2 separate regions of the Homo sapiens genome follow, and region 1 is linked to region 2. A link is a loop called in an ENCODE intact Hi-C map of the cell type or tissue named here. Cell type or tissue: CD4-positive, alpha-beta T cell. All regions are shown on one strand. Links, peaks and the distances in the headings refer to the core of each region. The heading gives the core; the rest is flanking DNA.

Region 1 (5,381 bases), core at 179-5,178, 330 kb after region 2:
AGTTTCCAAGAACTGAATGATGATGTTAAGTGAGGATTTATTGTGCACACACACATACACACACAGTGGAAGTTATTCAGCCTTAAAAAAGGACATCTTGCCATTTGCAGCAACGTAAATAAACCTGAAAGACATTATGCTATGTGAAACAAGTCAGACACAGAAAGACAAGTACTGCATGATCTCACTTATATGTAGAATCTAAGAAAGTCAAACGCATGGAAGCAAAGTATAGAATGGTGGTTGCCAGGGCTGAGGGCTAAGGGAAATGAGATATTGATCAAGGGGCACAAAGTTTCAGCTAGGCAGAATGAATAAGTTCTGGAGGTTTCATGTGCACCATGGTGACTATGGTAAATAACACTGTACTGTATACTTGAAATTTTGTGACAGTAAATATTAAGTGTTCTCACCACCAAAAAAATGGTAACTGTGAAGTGCTGATTATGTTAATTCACTGGATTGTGGTAATCATTCCACAGTGCATACATACATCAAAACGTCATGTCGTACACCTTAAGTATATACAATTTTTATTTGTCAGTTATACCTCAATAAACCTGGAATTAAAAAACTGAAAATTCTATAATCTCATCTCTGATCACTGCTCTAACCATAGGTAAGCACTGGTATCAAATTATACATCATTCTAGATCTTTGTTTTACTCATTCATGTATGTATAGTTTTGAGTGTATTATATATGAATATGTAGATACATATTTACATATTATATATATAAAGCTTTTATATAAATGACAAATGATCCAGTTTTCATTTAAAGATTGTGAAATATTTCAGACATATAGAAAGATATAAATATGGTATAATGAGCATATACCCACCACCAGCTTAATATTGAAAACACTGGCTGGGCACGGTAGCTCACACCTGTAATCCTAGCACTTTAGGAAGCCCAGGTGGGAGGACGGCTTGAGCCTAGGAGTTCAAGACCAGCCTGGGCAACATAACAAGATCCCATCTCTACATAAATTAAAAAATTAGTCAGGCATGGTGGCACATGCTTGTAGTCCCAGCTACTTGGGAGGCTGAGGTGGGAAGATTGCTTGAGCCTGGGAGGTCAAGCCTGCAGTGAACTGTGAATGCTCCGTTGCACTCCATCCAGTCTGGGTGACAGAGCAAGAAACTGTCTCAAAAAAAAAAAAAAGAAAAGAAAAGAAAGAAAACACTACCCCTGGTATACTCCCTTCCCCAAACACATCTCCCACTCTCAAACATAGAGATCGCTGCTATTCTGAATTTGACATTTTATTCTGTGTACTAAGGAACTTAACCTTGCCTGAAGAGAAGTCTGGCCTTTGCCCTTGGCTTCTGGAAGACACTCCCTAGCTCTTAGAATGTCACACCTCATAGGGGTGTCTTTGTTTGCCCAGGGACCTTGCATCACACTGAATATTCTAGAAATGTGATTTAGGATGAGGGCTGGCCACACCAGATAATGTTAACAATGTGATTTAGAGTGGAAGCAATACCAGATAGTCTAACAATGTGATTTAGAATAGGGGCTTTGGATCAAATGGTATCAGCTCAACTTCAGGAGGAGCTGGATGCTAAGATCCACCATGAGGGAAGTCACCATGTTACACGATGGAGGCCCAATAAAAACACTGGACACAAGGCTTGGGTGAGCTTCTTTAGTTGACAGTACTATGCATATTGTCACACATTATCACCAGGAAAGCTAAGTTATGCTGTCCATGACTCCACAGGGAGAGGATAACTAGAAGCTTTGTGTGGGGAACTTCTGGCCTCTGCCCTGTATGTCTTCCCTTGGCTGATTTTAATCTCTATCCTTTAGTTGTAGTAAACAGTAATCACGAGTATAACAGCTTTCAGTGAATTCTGTGAGTACTTCTAGTGAATTACCAAACCTAAGGGTAGTTTTGGGGTTCCAAAACCTTGCAAATGATTTGAGAAATGAGGGTAATCAGGGATCCTTGATATCTTCAGTTGGTGTCAGAAATGAGGGGATCTTGTGGACCATTCCCTAACTTTTCAGTTGTATCAGAAATGGGATTCACTAGAACAGCCCTGACTCACTGAAACATATGGTTTGAAAAGAGGAAGGATGTGAAGTCAAGATGATAAGCCTTTGATTCCTGGGCTGTCCTGCGGTCACCTGTGCGTATAGAAATGCAGCTGTTCTGCAAACAGTTACAGGAGGTAAAAGTTACCATTGCTTTTTCAATACAATGGATCCAACCCCCAAGGAGCTGACCCACTGGATGCATAAGGAAACAAACTAAATAGGCAGTCCCTTGGCTATTTTTATCTGTAATCGTTAAAATGAAAGTGGCTGAGGCGGATCCTGATGCTGGCCCAATCTTGGGCTCTGGCCAGCCTGAGCTACAGCTGCTAGCCTCAGGGCTGTGGCTAAAGGGAAAAGTTAGGCTGAAATGACAGATGGCAAAGAAAATTAGAGTGGTTCACCAGAGAGTGAGAAAAGACGAACATTTCCAAGAGGGTGGAAATCTTTATAAACAGTTATTAAGAAATGAGATGAGTTAAGTGGACATTGAGGGAGTCTAAACAAAGGTCTCAGTGGAGCACTCTTAGAAATTAGGTGGAGCAGTGAGAACCTAGACTTGCCCTCCAGTGTTGAAGGTCCCCCATCAAGTCTGCTATATTTACCCTAGTTTGGAGGAATTTTAGAAGCCAGAAGGCAAACATGACAATGGGAAATCTGACCTCAGATCTCCTGAGGGGACGAACATGTGATCTAATCAAGATAAATGACAAAAGGGCCTGGGTTGCTTGGCCTGACCCCTAACTGAAGACCCAAAGTCATATGCATATTAGTAGTAAAATAGTCAGGGGATGGATAAGAGATATTTCTGGGACTCATGTGGGAGTCTTATACCTGCATTCCAAAAGGTTGGTGAAATTCTAATAGCATCTATGGTTAGATTGCGAAGACATAGGATTACAAAGTGGATGAGATTCAGGCGAAACTTTGGATGAAAATTGGAATGTTTGGACAGACTATGTAAATATGTTATGTGAATGTATTTACCTAAATGTATTATGAGGAAAGATATTGTGTCCAACTATGGAAGAGTTCCCCTACGTACTATTATGAAACAGAAGGCATGTAAATCTTCCCTTCAACCAATATTGATTGAATATGCTAAATAGGAACCAATAAGATTGCCCAAGCCCACACTAATTGTTAATTTGAAACAGTACAGGATATCTGGTGGACAAAACATGTTAGAAGCTTAACGTTTGCTTTATTTAGGCAGACTGGAGCTAAGGCCAGTGAGCACCACCCAGTGGTGAATGCTGGGATTTGGGGCCAGAAAATTTCCAATGGAGAGACAACTAGCTGCCTATTGGGCTTTGAGTCTGCCCCATCATTGAAGGATATAATAATCCTGACACCTGAAATCCTCATGATGTGTTTGTCATGTTGGAAAAACACTGTAGTAAGGAAGGCCATGCCCAAAAGAGTCTCGTAATAAAATGGAAATTGTTTATACAGGAACATGCTACCAGGGAAATGCAAGGAGGTCCTCGTTATATTTATGAACAGGTGGCTTTTTCCCTACTGAAGAGCTGCGAGATCCTATTATTACTTGAATGATGTCTATTAATAGCTCTTGATTGACCAACTAAGAGCGGTTTGATTTATGGATGGCAATTCCAAAGTGAATTAATAACATCCTGTTTGGAAGACTGGCACTCATACTGAGGAAGGCAAAAACAAGTCACTTCAGTGGGCTGAACTGCCTCCACATTTGGGTTTTTACCAATTCATGGGCAGTGGCCAATGGCCTGGCCATATGGTCAGGCAGATGGGCAATGGGAAACTGTACTATTAAAAGGATGCCTATATAGGGTACAGCCTTATGGAATTCACTATAGCCAGTATCTCAAAAGACCTGTTCATACCCCCTACAAATGATAAAATAAACAGAGAAACAGACCTCTTCCTCCCAAAAAGGCAATTAATATCCTACCTTTTATGCTGGACATTTCTTGGCAACTTTTAAAGGATTTTTACTACTTGTGTGTGCGTTCTTAAACACTTGATTTTGCCCGGTTTTTTTCAAATTTTAAAGAAATGCTCATACATTATTACTTATTTGTGTCTGGCTTTGTTCATTCAATATTTTATTTGTAAGAATGGTCCATGTTGTTGCATCTAGCATTAGCTCATAGGTTTTTGTTGCTGTGTAGTATCTCATTTTTTAAAATTCTCTGTTTACTGGCATTTGGATTGTTTACCTTTTTAGCTATTTTTAAATAATACCACTGTAAACATTTTTGCATTCCTTTGTGGCGTACATATGCACAAACATTTCTATAAAGTATACATCTGGGAGTGGAATTGAGGGTCATAGAGTATGTGTATCTTCTGCTTTGATAAATAACTTTGTTGCCCTGATTTATATTTCCACCAATAGTGTGTGAAAGTTGAGTACCACATTCTCACCAAGACTTGATATATTGTCTTGGATATGTACTGGTATCTGATGGTTTTAACAGGCATTTTGCTGGTTATTAATGAGATTTTAAATATTTTCATGGAAATTTTATTAAGATTTGTCTTATGATCCAGCTGTGGCCAATTTCTGTAAACGTTCTCTGTGTGCTTACAAAGAAATTGTATTCTGCAGTTATTGATTGCAGTATTCTCTATATATTTTTGGTCAAATTTGCTGATCAAGTTGTTGAAATCTTTATATATTCCAATAGTCTGTTTGTTCTGTCAGTTTCTGAGAGAACAGTGATTAAAATGTCACACTACTATTGTGGATGTCTGTTTCTCCTTTTATTTTTGTAGATTTTTTGCTTTATATATTTTTGGACTATGTTAGTAGGCAAACACAAATTTTAAATATATACTTTATTCCTGTTAATGTCAGCTTATCATTAGGAGATATGCCATTCTATCTTTGGTAATGCCTTTTGCTTAAAGTCTGCTTTATGGGATGTTAATGTAGGTATGTCTACATTACCTGGCTTTCTGGTTGGTATTTGCTTGGTGTATGTTTTCATTCTTTGGTTTTTTCTTTTTTTCTTTTTTTGAGACGGAGTCTTGCTCTGTCGCCCAGGCTGGAGTGCAGTGGCATGATCTCGGCTCACTGCAAGCTCTGCCTCCCAGGTTCATGCCATTCTCCTGCCTCGGCCTCCTGAGTAGCTGGGATTACAGGGGCCCGCCACCACACCCAGCTAATTTTTTGTATTTTTAGTAGAGACGGGGTTTCACCGTGTTAGCCAGGATGGTCTGGATCTCCTGACCTCGTGATCCGCCCGTCTCGGCCTCCCAAAGTGCTGGGATTACAGGCATGAGCCACCGCTCCCGGCCCATTTGGTTTTTTAACTGTCCTTTACACTTATGCTTTGGTTGTGTCTTTTG
Region 2 (5,381 bases), core at 323-5,322:
TGTGCTTTATGGCCCTTTGTATGTCTGCTGTTGTCAAGTGGACCTGTGTACACCGAGAGCTGACCCACTCGTGTATCAGTTCTGTGGGGCTGCTGTAACGAACTAGCACAAACTGGGTGGCTTTAAACAAAAGAAATGTATTCTCTCAGAGCTCTGGAGACTGTAAGTCTGAAATCAAGGTCCCCATGGTGTCGGCAAGGCCACACGCCCTCAGGCTCTGCGTAGAGTCTTTCCTGGCTTCTGTTGACGGCTGCTGACCACTGGCCTTCCCTGGCTGGCAGCTGCAATACTCCAATCTCTGCCTCTCTCTTCACATGGCCCTCTCCCTTTGTGTCTGTCTTCATATTTTCTTCCCTGTTTTTATAAGGACACCAGTCATACTGGATTAAGAGTCCACCATACTCTAGTAAGACTTCAACTACTTATACCTGAAATGACTGTATTTCAAACTAAGATCACATTCTGAGGTCCTGGCGATTAGAACCTCAACATATCGGCTGGGCGCGGTGGCTCACGTCTGTAATCCCAGCACTTTGGGAGGCCGAGACAGGTGGATCACCTGAGGTCAGGAGTTCAAGACCAGTCTGGCCAACATGGTGAAACCCCATGTCTACTAAAAAAAAAATACAAAAACTAGCCAGGCGTGGTGGTGGATGCCTGTAATCCCACCTACTTGGGAGGCTGAGGCAGGAGAATTGCTTGAACGTGGGAGGCGGAGGTTGCAGTGAGCCAAGATTGCACCATCCACTCTAGCCTGGGTGACAAGAGCAAAACTCCATCTCAAAAAAAAAAAAAAACAAAAAAAACAAAACAAAACAAAACAAAAAAACTTCAACATATCTTTTTGTGGGGGAACACTTCAACCTATAACATTATGGATTCAGTAGCCTGCCCTTTAAATAATGTCCAGGCTCTAGGCTACATCTCAGATGCGTCAGTGATGCATTCCAAAAGTGGTAGTGTTACCATGCAACCAGTGGGCTCACAGCCCCATGTGCATAGAGGCCAATACCATAGCACCGGCTTTTGAGAAAAGAAAAACTTAATTGCACGTTGATCAGCAAAAGGACATAGGAGGAAATACCTGACTCTGTCTCCCTGAGCTGGGGGCTGGAGCAGGTTTTATAAGCATGGAGTAAGGAGGCGTGATCTGATTGGATCTGGCAATAAGGTGATGCTGGAGAAGCATGATCTGACTGGATCCTGCCATGGGGTGACACCAAGGCTCAAATCTGATCGGATCCTGGATCCTGCCATGCAGTGTCAGCTTCTTAATTCAGTCCCTGCTCCTCCATCCAAGCACTTTGGTTCCCCCTGTGGTTGCACGCATGGTTCATCTGGGTGTACTCAGGTTATATGACCTGAAATACCATGGCAACTGAAAAACATCTCACAACTTTGTTACATAAAAGTGGAACCAGGCTGGGCACAGTGGCTCACACCTGTAATCCCAGCATTTTGGGAGGCCGAGGCAGTTGGATCACCTGAGGTCCGGATCACCTGAGGTCAGGAGTTTGAGATTAGCCTGGCCAACACGGTGAAACCCCGTCTCTGCCAAAAATACAAAAAAACATCGCTGGGCATGGTAGCACGCACCTGTAATCCCAGTTACTCAGGAGGCTGAGGCAGAAGAATTGCTTGAACCCGGGAGGTGGAGGTGGCAGTGAGCCGAGATCGTGCCACTGCACTCCAGCCTGGGCGACAAAAGTGAGACTCTGTCTGAAAAAAAAAAAAAAAAAAAAAGTGAAACCAGATTGGTCTGTGCCAACTCTGGGGCAGGCACTGTGCATGAGGTGGAATTGTCATCTTGGTGTTACAGGTGAAGAGTGTGACCTATACACCATGGCTCAGAGAGGTCAAGGAACTTGCCCAAAACTAGACAGCTGGGAATGGCTCGCAGGATTGTAGGACTCCAAATTTCTTTTTCTTTCTTTTCTTCTTTTTTGAGACGGAGTCTCGCTCTGTCACCCAGGCTGGAGTGCAGCAGCACGATCCTGGCTCACTGCAACCTCCGTCTGCCAGGTTCAAGCGATTCTCCTGCCTCAGCCTCACAAGTAACTGGGATTACAGGCGCCCGCCACCACGCCCGGCTAATTTTTTGTGTTTTTAATAGAGACGGCGTTTTGCCATGTTGGCCAGGCTGGTCTTGAACTCCTGACCTCAAGTGATCCACCGGCCTCGGCCTCCCAAACTGCTGGGATTACCGGCGTGAGCCACCGCGCCCGGCCCTGGATTCCAAATTTCATGCCCCTCCCACAACTTTCCCAGGTCCCAGTTCAGTTCTTGCAAAGGCCTCCAGGTGGCGCGATAGAGCAAATGGTGGATTCCGCTAACTTGGGTTTACAATTTCTTCCTGGGAGGCTTGCAGGGTGGGGCACTTACTTGAACGTGCACACGAAACACCAGGGGATCTTATGGAAATGCCGCTTCTGGTTCAGTTGGTCTGGAGTGGGACTGTGTTTTTTAATATGCTTCCAGGGCATGTCGCTTCAGCTTTGAGCAGCAAGAGCTTCATTCAGTGGGATAAACAGCCCTCGCCACACCTGTGCAGGCAGCCAACTCCAGAACAGTAACTAATGACGTTCATGACAATCACAGAAACAACGATTTCCACATGTTTATTCTGTGCCGGCCTCTGTGTTCTTGTCTTTGCCTTTATGCGCATTCTCTCCTTTAATGCTCAAGGCAGTCTCATGAAGTAGCATCATTTTACAGAATAGGAAACAGGTAGGATTGAACCAGTCTGTGTCTATTGCACCCCTTCCCTTTTTCCTACAGGATAGATGCCATCCCTGGGGGACTCAGCCCAAGGCATGGGGGAAGAGAGGCCCGGGCTCTGGGGGATTGGCTGCAAGGCCAAGCGGTGGGACGAGGCCGCTTAGGCAGCGGGATTGTGGGGATTAGGAGGAAGAGTGAGATCAATAATATGCAAAGGGCCGGGCACGGTGGCTCACGCCTGTAATCCCAGCACTTTGGGAGGCCGAGGTGGGCAGATTGCTTGAGGTCAGGAGTTCGAGACCAGCCTGGCCAACATGGTGAAACCCCGTCTCTACTAAAATACAAAAAAATTAGCCGGGTGTGGTGGTGAGCACCTGTAATCCCAGCTACTGGGGTTGGGGGTGTTGCTGAGGCAGGAGAATCACTTGAACTCGGGAGGCACAGGTTGCAGTGAGCTGGGATCGTGCCGCTGCCCTCCAGCCTGGGCAACAGAGCCAGACTCCTCTCAAATAATAATAATAATAATAATAATAATAATAATAATAATAATAATATAATAAAATAGAAAGATCTGCAAAGTAACCCCAGATCCTGCACTACCTCCCTTACAACTCTCACCAAAGGAATCCTTTCTCTCTCTCTCTCTTTCTCTCTCTCTCCCTTTCATTTCTCCCTCTCTGTTTGCCCTTCTCTTTCCAGATCTCTCTCTGGGTCTCTTTCTCTTCATCTCTCCTCCTCCCTCCCTCCTTTCCTTCCTCAATCCTCTTGCTCTCCCTATGTCCTTCTTCCATCACTTTCTCTATGATCAGTGTTTCAGTCTCTTCTCTCTCTCTGTTTCTCTCTCTCTCTTTGAATGTCACCAAAGCTAGCTCTTCCCCTCTTTCTGAATCTTTCTCTACCCTCCCCACCCCCAGTCTCTTTAAACTTGAGTCTTTCTGTTGAGGTGGTATGAGCCTACAGTCCCAGCTACTCCAGAGGCTGGGGTGGGAGGATCCCTTGAGCCCAGGAGTTTGAGTCCAGCCTGGGCAACATAGCAAGATTCTGTCTCCAAAAAAAAAAAAAAAAATCTGAGTCTGTTTGTCTCACTCTCCCCAAGTTTCTCTCTTTAAGTCTCTCTGAGTCCATCTGCCTTAAATCTATTCCAGTATATCTCTCTGTTCCTCTCTTTCTTCCTTTTCCTCCCTTCCTCTCTCCCTCCTTCCTCTCCCCTCCAAATCTGTCTCTCTCCATCTCTCTCTGTCTTTACATCTGTTTGAGTCTCTTTCTTTTCTTTTCTTTCTTCTTTTTTCTTTTCTTTTTTTTTTTTGAGATGGAGTCTCGCTCTGTTGCCTAGGCTGGAGTGCAATGGTGCAATCTCAGCTCACTGCAACCTCTGCCTCCTGGATTCAAGTGATTCTCTGGCCTCAGCCTTCTGAGCAGCTGGGATTACAGGCACCCACCTACATGCTTGGCTAATTTTTGTATTTTTAGTAGAGACAGGGTTTCACCATGTTGGCCAGGCTGGTCTTGAACTCCTGACCTCAGGTGATCAGCCCGCCTCGGCCTCCCAAAGTGCTAGGATTACAGGTGTGTGAGTCACCGCACCTGGCCAAGTCTTTCTTTCTTTAAAGTTCTCAGAGTCTCCCTACTTCCCCCATTCCTACCCCTTCACCTCACATCCTTATGGCTTTGGCCCTATGTACCTATGTTTGCTTTCGCTGGCTCAATCTAGTGTTGTGGTTACCGGCACGGGCTTAGGACTCCTACGCCCTTGACTCAAATTCCGGCTCTGCCAAGTACCGGCTGCAGAAATTGAGCCAAATGCACCAAACCTCCCTGCTCCTCAGCCTCCTGGCTGGCTGAGGGCCTCCCTCCTAAGGTTTCTGTCAGGACCAGGAGGAATAAGCATGCAATGAATGCAGTGAGGTGTCTGGCACTGGATGAATGGTAGATGTTGTCATCATCATCATTATTATTATTACTAATAAAAGGTAACCCACAGCCAGCCTCTCTGTAGCCAACAATTAGATGCTTATCTGGTGTGTGGAATGCAGGGGGGGAGGGCCCTCCCACCAATAAAATTGGGGCCACTCCCTGACCTCGGTTTCTCGCCAGGATCAACCACCCCAAGAGCGAGGACCGGGTGGAGGATGTGCCAGCTTTCTGAGCCACACCTGCTGACACTTTTCGCCCTCAGTCAAAGCCTATCTGAGATCTTCAGCCAATTCTGTGCATTTCATTTTTTTTTCTTTTATAAAAAGTGGTTTATCTATTTCCCTTTTTATTTTAGAGACAGGTCTTACTATGTTGCCCGGGTTGGTCTTGAACTCCTGGGCTCAAACGATCCTGCTGCCTTGGCTTCCCAAAATGCTGGGATTACAGGTGTGAGCCACAATTTTGTACATTTCAGAGAGGTATGTATTCAAGTGAGAATCAGCCACCGCTGGGTTACATTAAGTGTCTGGTTTAGCAAGTCAGGGATATAAAACAGCATCAGAAGGTGGCCACAGTGAGCAGGAACCACAACACACAAACACACACACACACTAGTCTCACGGGTGGCTCAGCCCCAGGTCAACATCCATTCAAGCTATGGCTTGACAATTTGACAAGCTACTTTTTACTCCATTTATAGCTTAGGTGAAGAGGTTGAATATTAAATGCATTATTATCATCACTGGTTC

The links. A loop is a pair of places that touch in the nucleus more often than their neighbours do. Peaks named below come from ENCODE experiments on the same cell type or tissue, not always from the same donor. Only the 100,000 strongest peaks of a DNase experiment are listed, where the experiment ranks them.
Region 1: a loop joins it to region 2, with 2.1 times the contacts of the local background. A loop is called at or near these places in 2 of 110 quality-filtered maps.

What each region holds. Positions count from the first base shown.
Region 1 is chr19:51,256,258-51,261,638 of GRCh38, forward strand. The region is part of intron 1 of SIGLECL1 (SIGLEC family like 1); the gene reads left to right. All of the region lies in intron 2 of LOC107985327 (a long non-coding RNA gene), which reads right to left. Among named protein-coding and RNA genes, the nearest start is that of SIGLECL1, 7.9 kb to the left of the region's middle. In CD4-positive, alpha-beta T cell, for the core only: CTCF peaks have their summits at 3,290 (motif pointing left) and 3,493; a DNase peak (open chromatin) is centred at 3,294; H3K27me3 peaks cover 601 bases.
Region 2 is chr19:50,927,717-50,933,097 of GRCh38, forward strand. No RefSeq gene overlaps it. Among named protein-coding and RNA genes, the nearest start is that of PPIAP59, 2.8 kb to the left of the region's middle. In CD4-positive, alpha-beta T cell, for the core only: a CTCF peak has its summit at 2,306 (motif pointing right); a DNase peak (open chromatin) is centred at 2,305; H3K27me3 peaks cover 1,545 bases.